2 separate regions of the Homo sapiens genome follow, and region 1 is linked to region 2. The links are chromatin contacts, found by Hi-C or POLR2A ChIA-PET in ENCODE. All regions are on one chromosome and are shown on one strand. Each heading gives the region's core, a stretch centred on a gene start or an enhancer-like site at or near the end of the contact. The rest is flanking DNA. Distances are from core to core; before and after follow the strand shown.

Evidence for each region. Hi-C counts contacts between places; a loop is a spot of excess contacts on that map. ChIA-PET counts read pairs that join two places held with the same protein, here RNA polymerase II (POLR2A). Pooled maps may share reads with other maps.
Region 1: a map of naive thymus-derived CD4-positive, alpha-beta T cell shows a loop between it and region 2 (8-fold over the local background). The contact joins the promoter of ANKRD33B here to the promoter of SEMA5A in region 2. A Hi-C loop is called at or near these places in 1 of 168 maps with a recorded cell type or tissue (naive thymus-derived CD4-positive, alpha-beta T cell) and 4 of 50 pooled maps. POLR2A ChIA-PET finds 5 or more read pairs at or near these places in 1 of 52 experiments (activated CD4-positive, alpha-beta T cell).

Annotation. Positions count from the first base shown.
Region 1 is chr5:10,560,205-10,565,432 of GRCh38, forward strand. ANKRD33B (ankyrin repeat domain 33B) reads left to right here and starts at 3,866. Exons shown (of 4, transcript NM_001164440.2): 1 at 3,866-4,629. The coding sequence starts at 4,264. RefSeq lists silencers at 3,450-4,309, 4,650-4,699 and enhancers at 3,929-4,823, 4,824-5,228, 4,840-5,049.
Region 2 is chr5:9,542,209-9,547,341 of GRCh38, forward strand. SEMA5A (semaphorin 5A) reads right to left here and starts at 3,867. Exons shown (of 23, transcript NM_003966.3): 1 at 3,376-3,867. It overlaps SNHG18 (small nucleolar RNA host gene 18), which reads left to right and starts at 3,992. Exons shown (of 3, transcript NR_045196.2): 1 at 3,992-4,322. RefSeq lists a silencer at 3,801-3,990.

The DNA.
Region 1 (5,228 bases), core at 2,616-5,115, 1.0 Mb after region 2:
AACAATTTTTACACATAATACTGGGGTTTAAAAAGCTCAAGCCACTTGAGGTGGGATGTTTTTCTGAGGAAATACCTGGACAAGGGTGCATTTGTGTCCACTAAGGAAAATGTTGGAAATACCCTAAACATCAAGAATAGGAGATTGGTACCCCCACAGTAACAGACATTCAAAATCTAGAACTATTATCATTGTAACTTAGCAGTGGTAAAGCCATAATTGGAAGCCAGCCTGTCTGATATCACTATCTGGTCTTCACCCCAAGCTGCACTGCCTTCTATACACATTTCTCATTCACTTCACCTGGGCTAGCTCTCTCGGCAAATAAGGCAATGAATCTGGAGAAGCAGGTCCTACAGAACAATTTATATCAAGGCGAATGGATACTTTAATTTTCATACTAATGAAAGTTAACACTGTTGCTAAATTCCAGACAATGTGAGAAGGTTTTAAATCACTCTCTCCTTCAGTTCTTCATTTAGCCTTGGGAGATGGGAACTGGTTATTTTATTTTCTTCTTTGGTGAGGGATGGCGTCTCACTCTGTCATCCAGGCTGGAGTACAGTGGCACAATCTCAGCTCACTGCAACCTCCGCCTCCCAGGTTCAAGCAATTCTCCTGCCTTAGCCTCCCGAGCAGTGGGGAATATAGGCATGCAGCACCATATCTGGCTAATTTTTGTATTTTTAGTAGAGATGGGGTTTCACCATGTTGGCCAGATTGGTCTCGAACTCCTGACCTCAAGTGATCTGCCCACCTTGGCCTCCCAAAGTGCTGGAGCTAGTTATTTTATGAACACTGTGGTGCACTTGTGTGCTCCTCCACCACTAGGTTCCCCCTGCCTCCCTCCTTCCAAACCAAGGTGGGGCAGGCCCTATAGGTGCATGCAGTTTTCTCTCTCTTCAAGATAAACATACTGCTTGTAATTTTGAAAGGCATGTTACAGACATATAACTGAGCTAGTGCTGAATTTTTAAAAAATGGTCCAAAGACAAATTATTCAACTAAATGAACAAATTGTGTAATTGCTATGTATATCTTTCAAAATCATAACAAAATAATTCATTGAAACTTGACAGTCGGATAAAATATAATTTCTCAGTACTTCTCTTTTTGTTTTGAGACAGGGTCTCACTCTGTTGCCCAGGCTGGAATGCAGTGGCACCATCAGGGCTCACTGCAGCCTCGACTTCCCCCTCAAGTAGCTGGGACTGCAGGCACACGCCACCACACTAGGCTATATTTTGTATGTTTTGCAGAGATGGGGTTTCACCACGTTGCCCAGGTTGGGCTTGAACTCCTGGGGCTCAAGGGATCCGCTAGACTCAACCTCCCAAAGTTTTGAAATTACAGGTGTGAGCCACCACACCTGGCCTCAGAATATTAATTTAAGTTATCCTGAGTCGGCAGTTTTGATAAGCTACTTTCTCCTACCTATGCAGATTTTGTACATATAATAAATGTTGGCTTTACTAAAAATGCCTATGCCTGATTTTGTGTCTTTTTTTTTTTTTTTGGTGTTTTGTTTTGTTTTGTTTTTGAGACGGGGTCTCGCTCTGTCGCCCAGGCTGGAGTGCAGTGGCACAATCTCTGCTCACTGCAAGCTCCGCCTCCCGGGTTCACGCCATTCTCCAGCCTCAGCCTCCCCAGTAGCTGGGGCTACAGGCGCCCGCCACTGCGCCCAGCTAATTTTGTTTTTGTATTTTTGGTAGAGACAGGGTTTCACCATGTTAGCCAGGATGGTCTCGATCTCCTGACCTCGTGATCCGCCCGCCTCGGACTCCCAAAATGCTGGGATTACAGGCGTGAGCCACCGCGCCCGGTCGATTTTGTGTTTCTTTTAGCCCATCTTCCAGAAATGTCCAGACTCTACTGTCTTTGTTGTAAAAGAAGCATATTTTATTTTTTATTTATTGTTTCTTCTTAGCGGTTTATTTTTAAAAGACAGGAAAATGATCAGCTTGCATCCTGAATCGGACCACTTACTTATAAACGATAGTTCTTCTTTGAAGCAGACGATGACATTTTAGTTTATATTTAAGGGGAAACACATTCAAATGCTATTTGGACTCAAATTTCTAAGGAAGAAAAGGAAGTGGTAAACTCTGAAGATAGAACCTCAATTCCCTTGCTGAGTGACGCGGTCAATGAGCACCAATCGCCTACGGGAGGCCAGAAAAGGCTGCGTGGTGCTCCCCTCTCAGGGCCTGGCCCTGTCCACCTGGGCCTTGGTGACCCGCAGCCGGGACTCTTGCTGTAAAGTGACGCAGTGCTCTCCCTGGGAGGACAGTGGGTCCAGCAAACCCAACTCAGCCCTCAGGGGGCACTTGAAATTGTAACTACCCCAGGCCTTTGGAAACAACCCTCAACCTTGAAAGGGGAAATTCCCAGTGGGAATTGATGCAAACTGTGGTCAGTTACACAAAAAGGTAGAGTTTACTGTAATCTGGGGGCTATTTTTGGTTGCAGAAAGAATCCCCGGAGTAGAGAAGGAGGCCAGCGAGTCTCAGTTCGCTGCTCGCTCAGAGCCGCCCAGGTGCGAGGGCGTCTTCACCAGAAATCGGTGCTCCCGCGCGCCCCACCCTCCGGGGCCCTGCAGATGCCGGGTCGGGGGCCGCCAGCAGGCCCTTTGGCTCCTGCTGGAGACACTGGAAGACCAGGCGACCAGGACAGCGGGTCGGGCCAGTGCGGTGTGACACGAGGGCTCGAGCGGCTTCGCAGTTTAAACGTGTCCTCATCCTACACCTCCCACGGCTGTTTCGGATTCGGTGCCCTCGTGCCCCTCAGCTTGCCCAGCGGCACGTGGGCCTCAAGCCTGGTCCCCAGCGGCTGCGCCAGCCTAGCTGTGTTCACCTTGGGGCCGCGAGGGCCTCCCACCGGCTGGCAGCTGGTGGACACGCTGTCAAGATCGGGGGAAAAAAAGGAAGGAAGGAGGCTAGGGGGACACAGGGCTGGTGGCCTCCGCAGTCTTTGACCTGCGACGGGCGCGAGCGCACCTCCGCGCCTTTGCGCAGAGACCTTCCCCCAAGATTGGCTCACGACGCCTCCTACCCCGAAGTCAAGGGCTCCCTGTGGCAAATCCTCACACGCCCTCCTCCTCCCCGCCCATCCCCGGCGCCAGGACTGACGGGGAGAGGGCAAGGCCGGGCCAGAGGGGCTGTGGGCCTGGACTGCGGCTGTCGCCCGCGGCCCTGCTCTTTTGGGCAGCCAGACGTGGGGTCAGCGCCCAGTCGCAGCCTCCGGGGGTGAGTCCGCAGATCCCCGCACGTGACACAGGCCAGGCATGGGGACGGGGAGTTCCTCGTCGTCCGTTCCCACTCAGATGCTCCCTGAGGTTCCGGAACACCCCGCCCCCCATCCCAGGATCTGACCAACCCTCAAGCCACGGCCGGCCCCGGTTCCGCGAGACGGGGGACTCTGAGGATTGTCCTCCCTTCCGGGCTGGGACTCCCCCACAGCAGCCGACCGCCCCCAGTTCAGAGTGGCCCGGCCCGCAGCGCTCCCCGGGCACAGGTCCCAGGTGGACGGCTCCGCTCCCGCGCCCGGCTCCTCTGCCCGCCAAGCGCCCCGGGGATTCCCCGGCCTCCAAGCGGCCGCGGCCGGGTGGAGTCAGCCCCGAAGCCCGGGATCCCCCGAAGGGAGAAAACCCGCTCTGCTCCTCTGAAGCGGCGGGAGAAACCGGCCCCACCCAGGTCCGGGGGCCCGACGCCCTCGGCGGAGGCCGGCTCCAGGGGTCCGAGGTTCCCGAAGCTGGAGGCCGGCTCCGCCCCGGCGTCCCCCCGCCGCCACCTCCGCCCCCATCCCGCGGGCCGGCGGAGGGAGGGGCGGGGCCGCTTGCCGCCCGCGACTCGGGTTCGGCTTCTTTAGTGATTGCTTCTGCTTCTCCCGCGCCAGCTGTCCCCAGCTCTGGGGCAACGCTGCCAGGTGCCCAGTCCCCGCGCTCGAGAGAGCGCCTGCCTGGCTCTGAACTCTGGCCAGGAAGGGGCGCGAGGGGAAGGCCCCGGGGGAAGGCGTGTCCCCGCGCCCCGCCCCGCCCCGCCTCGGAAAGCCCCCGCGGTCCCGCCCACCCCAGGGGCTCGCTCAGCCTCCGGAGACTTTTTTCTTTGAGCGCAGCCGCCTGGTGCCGGTTTCCGCCGAGCTGGAGCGCGCGGGCCACGGCTTCTCTGGGGACGCAGAAGCGAGAAGCGGGGACCTCGGCGCGCGCCCCGCGTCCCGCTCTTCCTGCCCGCGCCCCGGCCCCCGGCCCGCGCCCCGGCCGCCGGCATGGTGCTGCTGGCCGGGACCGGGCCGGAGGGCGGCGGGGCGCGCTGCATGACCCCACCACCGCCGTCCCCACCCCGGGGCGCGCAGGTCGAGGAGGACCCCGCTGACTACGAAGAGTTTGAGGACTTCTCGAGTCTGCCAGACACCCGCAGCATCGCCTCGGACGACTCTTTCTACCCTTTCGAGGACGAGGAGGAGCACGGCGTCGAGAGCGCGGAGAGCGTCCCGGAGGGCGTCCCGGAAAGCGTCCCGGAGACGGCGACCCTCCTGCGCGCCGCCTGCGCCAACAACGTGGGGCTGCTGCGGACGCTGGTGCGGCGCGGGGTGAGCGTCGAGGAGGCGCAGGAGACTGACCGCAACGGCAGGGTAAGCGGGCGTCCCCGCAGGATTTGAGCCCCCTCACTGCCCCCACTCCCCTCCTCCCCACCACATCCCCGCGCCTCCCAGCTCCTGGCTCCGGACCGGTCCCTCGGTCACTCAGCCGCCGCCCAGAGCGCCTTTTCCCCGCTGTTTGGGAGCGCGGTGCCCTGGGTGGCTTCCCCGTCTCAGGCTGGGGGACGCGGTGCGGGGAGGGAGCAGTCGAGGTGTCAGCGCGGCAGAAACGCCAGTCCGGCGTCCTCACCGCATCCCCTTCTCGTTTACCGGTCCCCGTGGACCTCCTGACTGAATTCGCGCTGGCTGCCCGTGCTGCAATCCAGGATGGGCTTCTTGCGGCCCGGTCCCCTCCTGACTATTACCTTTCCCCAGGTCCCTGGCAGGGGACCATTCCTCCTCCCCTGCAGGAGACAGCCCCTCCTGCCCAGCGCCCCATTTGGCCCCTGGGCCCCTCGCGCCGCCCTTGTCCTAACACGCTGGGGCGCAGATCGGCTCCTCCAGCCGCAATGATTTGGAAGCAACAGTTTCTTCCCTCGCCGGGACAGCTTGGTCCCCTACCCCACCTCCGCTGAGCTTTGTGGCCCGCGCCG
Region 2 (5,133 bases), core at 2,617-5,116:
CCTGCTGAATTTATCCCCAAGTTGCTCCCAATCTATACAGGAATTGGAAACAGGAGATTGCCCCCTATCATTTCTGCAGGGTAGCAGAGTGATAAAAACCTAATTTTCAACCAAACTTCTGCATCTCAATTTTAAAAGGTTGCTGAGAACATATGTGAAATTATCTATGTTGTCAACTGTACTCAAGACAACTGAAAGTACTTATAGACGCTCATTTTATGATTCAAGAAAACAGTTAACTTTCTTGGTATAAATTTGCAAGTAGATGCAGGTGAGCAGAAATGTACAATGCTTCACTTTAGACACTTTGTACTTAGTTGTAACTCAATTTGTTAGACACCATAATTTACATTTTAAACATTATTTAACACATAAAAACTTGTCACCTTGGTATAATTATACCCCAAGCAATTTGTCTGGGTAACTATAGCAACAATTGCAGAAACATTTTTAAATACAAAATTGGTATAATTTTAGAATCAAGAATTATGGAGGATTTATTGCAGGATGTACGGCTGCTGTACTCAAATAGTTGTACATATACTACTATAAAAATGGATTCCTTGACTGGGATATGTTATAAACTCATTTGTTCTATCTTGCACACCATCTGCTTTGTAGCTCAAACCTCTTCCTTGGGATGAGTTTTTGATATTAGTTAACTCTAGGGTTCATGATCACTTGTCTACATAATGCAATGCCTTTATACTCTTGGCTGGACATTTAGTAAAGGTTTTCTGCTCCTCCTCCACATCTTCCTGTATCAAAAGCAAAGGCTCAATTTCAATGACTTTATGACCAAAAATAAAATCACTTGAAACTCTTAAAACTAATCACCAAGTTAAGTAAAACTGTGTCACGATTCAGATAGGCAGCTCTCTCTAACATCAGGAGCATCTGACATTGTCCCCAAAGAGCTGGCATCTGTTATTTTGGGCCACTAGCACACGGTACAGAGAAAGGCTTGTTGGTTGTAACATTTGTCCTTCAGCAAGAGGCTAACATGACTCTGGAACTAAATTTCTTACTGCAAATCCATGGACGGGGCTTCAGAAGGCCCATGACTCTAAAATTTATGCAGAAGTTTGTATAAATGTGCTTGTATTTATTTCGGTCTCGTGGTCAATAAGTTTTAACAGCCTCTGAGCTGTAAGTTTCTACGTTTCATTCTCCCAAGACACGTGATGAAATCATTTTAAAGGGAAACGGCAGTGAAGAACGCAGGTTTATTTTTACCAAATTCTGAACGTCTCAAAAATTTCCTCTGGACAGAGACAAGCTTTACCACCCAGGAGGCCAAAGCTTTACTCGCAGCAGGGATCTCGCAGCTGTTTGACATTATAACAACCAAATGAGTTAGTGCAATTCACAAAAGACATAAAATGATTAGCATCATCTGTCTTCTCCCTGTTAATAAAAGTACATATTGGCTAAAAGCACATAGAAATAGATGTCAGTTTGTCAACCCCACACTTCAATGAGTATACAGATGCTTAGTGTGACTGCATGGAGCAACGTGGATGAGCAAGCTTCTATCTCCAAAGTTTTTACAAGAAAGAAACTCAAGGGAAAAAACATCTGTGTTTCAAGTGAACCAAACAATTACACTTAGGGCTGTATTTTTCATGAAAAAAAAAAAAAAACATAGAAAAAGAAATCTTTTGGAGGGGAAAAAAAAATCCATGTTTCTTTTGGTGTAAATACAGGCACAGACAAGAAAATTATTTCAGTTATACATAACTTAATGGTATTATCTGCTTGAACTGAAGTTGTGTAAAGTGGTCATGATAAACATTACACTCTCTAAAATAATGAAACTGGCATTAATTAGCAACAAATTCAGCAATCCTAATTAGGTATTGAAAAATCTTTCTTATTAAAGCCTGGTTTTGTGTTTCTGTCTCCTTATGAACAGACTACCTCTATAATTAATAACATATCTGCTGATTCCAAACTCAGCCATTATGACAGAGCTCTTCTCGGTAAGCTAGACGTAAAACTTGTCTTTCTTCAAAACAAACCAGAACAATCATTTGTGACTCCTGATGTGTTAACTAAAGTACCCCTAAAAAGCAGAACGGTATTAAACAAAGCTCACGTTATCTTCCCTCAATTTCGATTTCTTTCTGAGTAAATGTAACAGTCACAAGGAAGGCAGATGCCCAGACAAGGAAGACTTTACAGCGATCTTTTTCTCTGGAAGAGACCTTTCTAGTTAGAGCATTTATGTCTGGCCACCACCTTTCCTGTCCCCTCTCCTAGCAAGGCTGACAGCTCTCTATAGCCACCAGATCAGCTCCCCCAACCCCCGGCCCCCAAAATGAAATTATTGCAAGATCTGCCTGGTTCTGCTGTTTGTTGCCTGGGACTCCCGCCCACTCGCCCAGGACCCAGCAACTGCCTGTGGCGCCTCGTCCTCCGAGCGCTCGCTCGCAGCGCCCCCTGCCGGGAATCCCGAGGACGCCGCAGGCGCAGGAAAGTTAAATCCCAACTCCGGCCGCGGCATCCTGGTACAAAGCAAGCAAAGGGCGAGGAGGTGAACGCGCTTCCCGCCAAAGCCAGGGGAACAGGGATGTGACCGCTCCAAGCCAGGCACCGGCCGCCGCGGGGAGCGAGCCGGGGGAATCACTCCTCCACGACCGTTCCCACGCACATCTTGGGAGAAACCATTCCCTCTGGAGCCCGATCTGCCCGAAACCCTGGGGTCTGAAACCCTGAGCCGCGGTGTGCAAAATCCGTGGAGCAGCGGAGGGATGCCTGGTGAAAGGGGCTCGCCTAGCTGCAGCGCACCTGGCTGGTGGTTCCCCAGGCCTCTGCATCCCCCGCCTTAGTGTCTTTCATTAACCAAGGCGCTTGGCGGAGTTGAGCCCAAGTCCCATTGCCTCCCGGTTCCCCTGTAAGGAAAGCAGGAAAACCTGCCCAAGCCGGTGGGGCTGCGAGGTGGCCGCTCCCGAACCGCCAAGTCCCGACCTCCGTGTCCCCTGCCCCCGGCTCGCGGCAGTGCGAGCCTGGAGGCGCGCCGGGGGCGGGCACAGACCAGTGTGCGCACCTTTCCGGGTGTTGGGCAGGGGTCCCGTCTCGCCCACCGCGACACTCCGGCTCCTTACCTCTCCATGCTCAGACCTCGGCACAGGCGGGTACACAAACTTCCAGCCCGTGCACTAGCTCAACTGTGGGCGCCCCCGGACTGACGGTCGTCCTAATCCTGTACGCGCAACCCCCGCCCAGGTGCCTGCTGATGGATCCCACCCGAGATCGGCACCACCCACCAGCCGACCGCTGCAGTCCCCGGGTCCCGGCCAGCGGCGCGGCGCGGCGCGGCGCGGTCAGGGGCTCCTGCCAAGGCCACGCAGGAATCGGGCGGGGGTCGCTCACCAGGTGCGAGGAGCGCTGGTGCCAGTCATCCAGCGCCTGGGGGCCAGAGCGGCTCCGAGGATCCTCTTCAGCACCTGGCTAGGGAAGTGGAGGCAGCAGCTGCAGCCGCCCCCTGCCACTTCCCCAGAGCCGCCCCCTACTCGCTGAGTTCCAGAATGGGGGCACCGGCTTGGGGGCCACGAGCACGGTCCCCGAGCGCGCGGCCAACCGGTGGGTGGGCAGGTTCGCGCCCAGCAGAGACGACCCTCGAGGTGGCAAAGTTGGGTGTCCAAGCCAGCTCCGCGGGGCAGTCCTGGGTGGGAGAAGGGAGCGTCCCGGGATGAGCGACACTGGCCGGGCCGCCCCTGCACGGGGAAGGTGGAGGGCCGGGGCTGCAGCGGGCCAAGGGCCGCGGCTGGCCTGAGGCTGCGAAGCCCACCCGCGGCGGGAAAGCAGCGCTCGGGAGCGGGCTCAGGGAGAGCAGCCGCCACCGGCGCCGCCTTCCCGGCAAGTAGATCGGCGCGGGGCGAGCGGGCGCGGAGAGCGCGGGGCGGAGAGCGCTGGGCGGGGAGCGGGGGACAGCCTGGGCCCACCCCCGCCCCGCCCCGCCCCTGCCCCGCCCCCGCCGCCGCGCCGCCTCCTCCTCCTCCTCCTCCCCGCCGGGGTGAAACTCGAGCGCCCCACCCGCGCCTGACCTCCCCGAGCCCCTCCCCGGGCCCCGCCCCTTCCCGGTACAGGACCCCCACCTTCGCTCCTGGGAGCCCCGCTGCACCCCAGGAGTTCCATTCCAGCCTCCCCAGTGCGAGTGCGGCCGAGCGCTGACTTTTGGGGGCTCCCTCCCCCGTCTCACTGGGTCCCTCTGCGGCTCCCCCGCCCGCTGTCCCGGTTCAGACGTGGCTGCACCCCGGAGGGGGGCGCCGGCCGAGACCTGAGACGTGGCGCTCCCTCTCTGCCGGCCTCGGCTTCAGGTACGTGCGGTTCCCTCGGCTAAATCTGGCCCGGGGGATGGGGGGCAGGGGCCGTCTGGTCCTCCGGAACTCGAACTTTGTGATTTTGTTCTTTCTGTGTGACATCCTCATCCGTTCTGAGGGAGAAACTCCTTAAAGAAGACGAGAGAGTCAGTCGTTGCGGGTTCTTGGAGGAGCACTTTGGGGGTGAGACTCCCGGCTAGTTCGGGTCGATTTCAGCGGGATTAAGTCAAGGAAATGAACAAATCTGACGAATCAGGGAGGCCAGAGAAGGCGTCCCCAGGTAGCCACGCTGAGCGTTAAGAGAGAAGTCCCGTATGGTCAAAGTCATTCGTCCAATTCTGTGTCAATTATTCCTTGTTGCACTTTTGCAGGATCCTTGGGCCTTACTAAGTACTCAGGTGAAAAGTTGATAATTGGGAAGCAAGTAAAGTACCTTTGAAGACGTGTATAATTGGACACTTTGTTGCAGTTCTTCAGTTTCTGGAGGAGGCGGTGGGGGGGGAGAGGGAGGGGGTCAGCCTCGCGAAAAGAGCAAATGGTAAAGTTATAGGAGTATAAGGCATAAAACTTGGGTTGGGAGTCCTGACTGGCCTTGAGTGGCCCTTTCCCACTGGATGGGGGTGCGGGACAGTATCTCTGGGCCCTTTTTACTCAGTCTGCGCCTCAGAGGGAGGCTTGAAGGTCCCCTGCATGAGGAAATGTGTGAATTGCCCCCTCCTGACCGCAGTGAGGTAGGGACCCCCGCAAGGACCCACGTTCACACCAGCGCCCTTCCAGCCAGTGGTGGGGTATGGATGGGCCTCGCTGG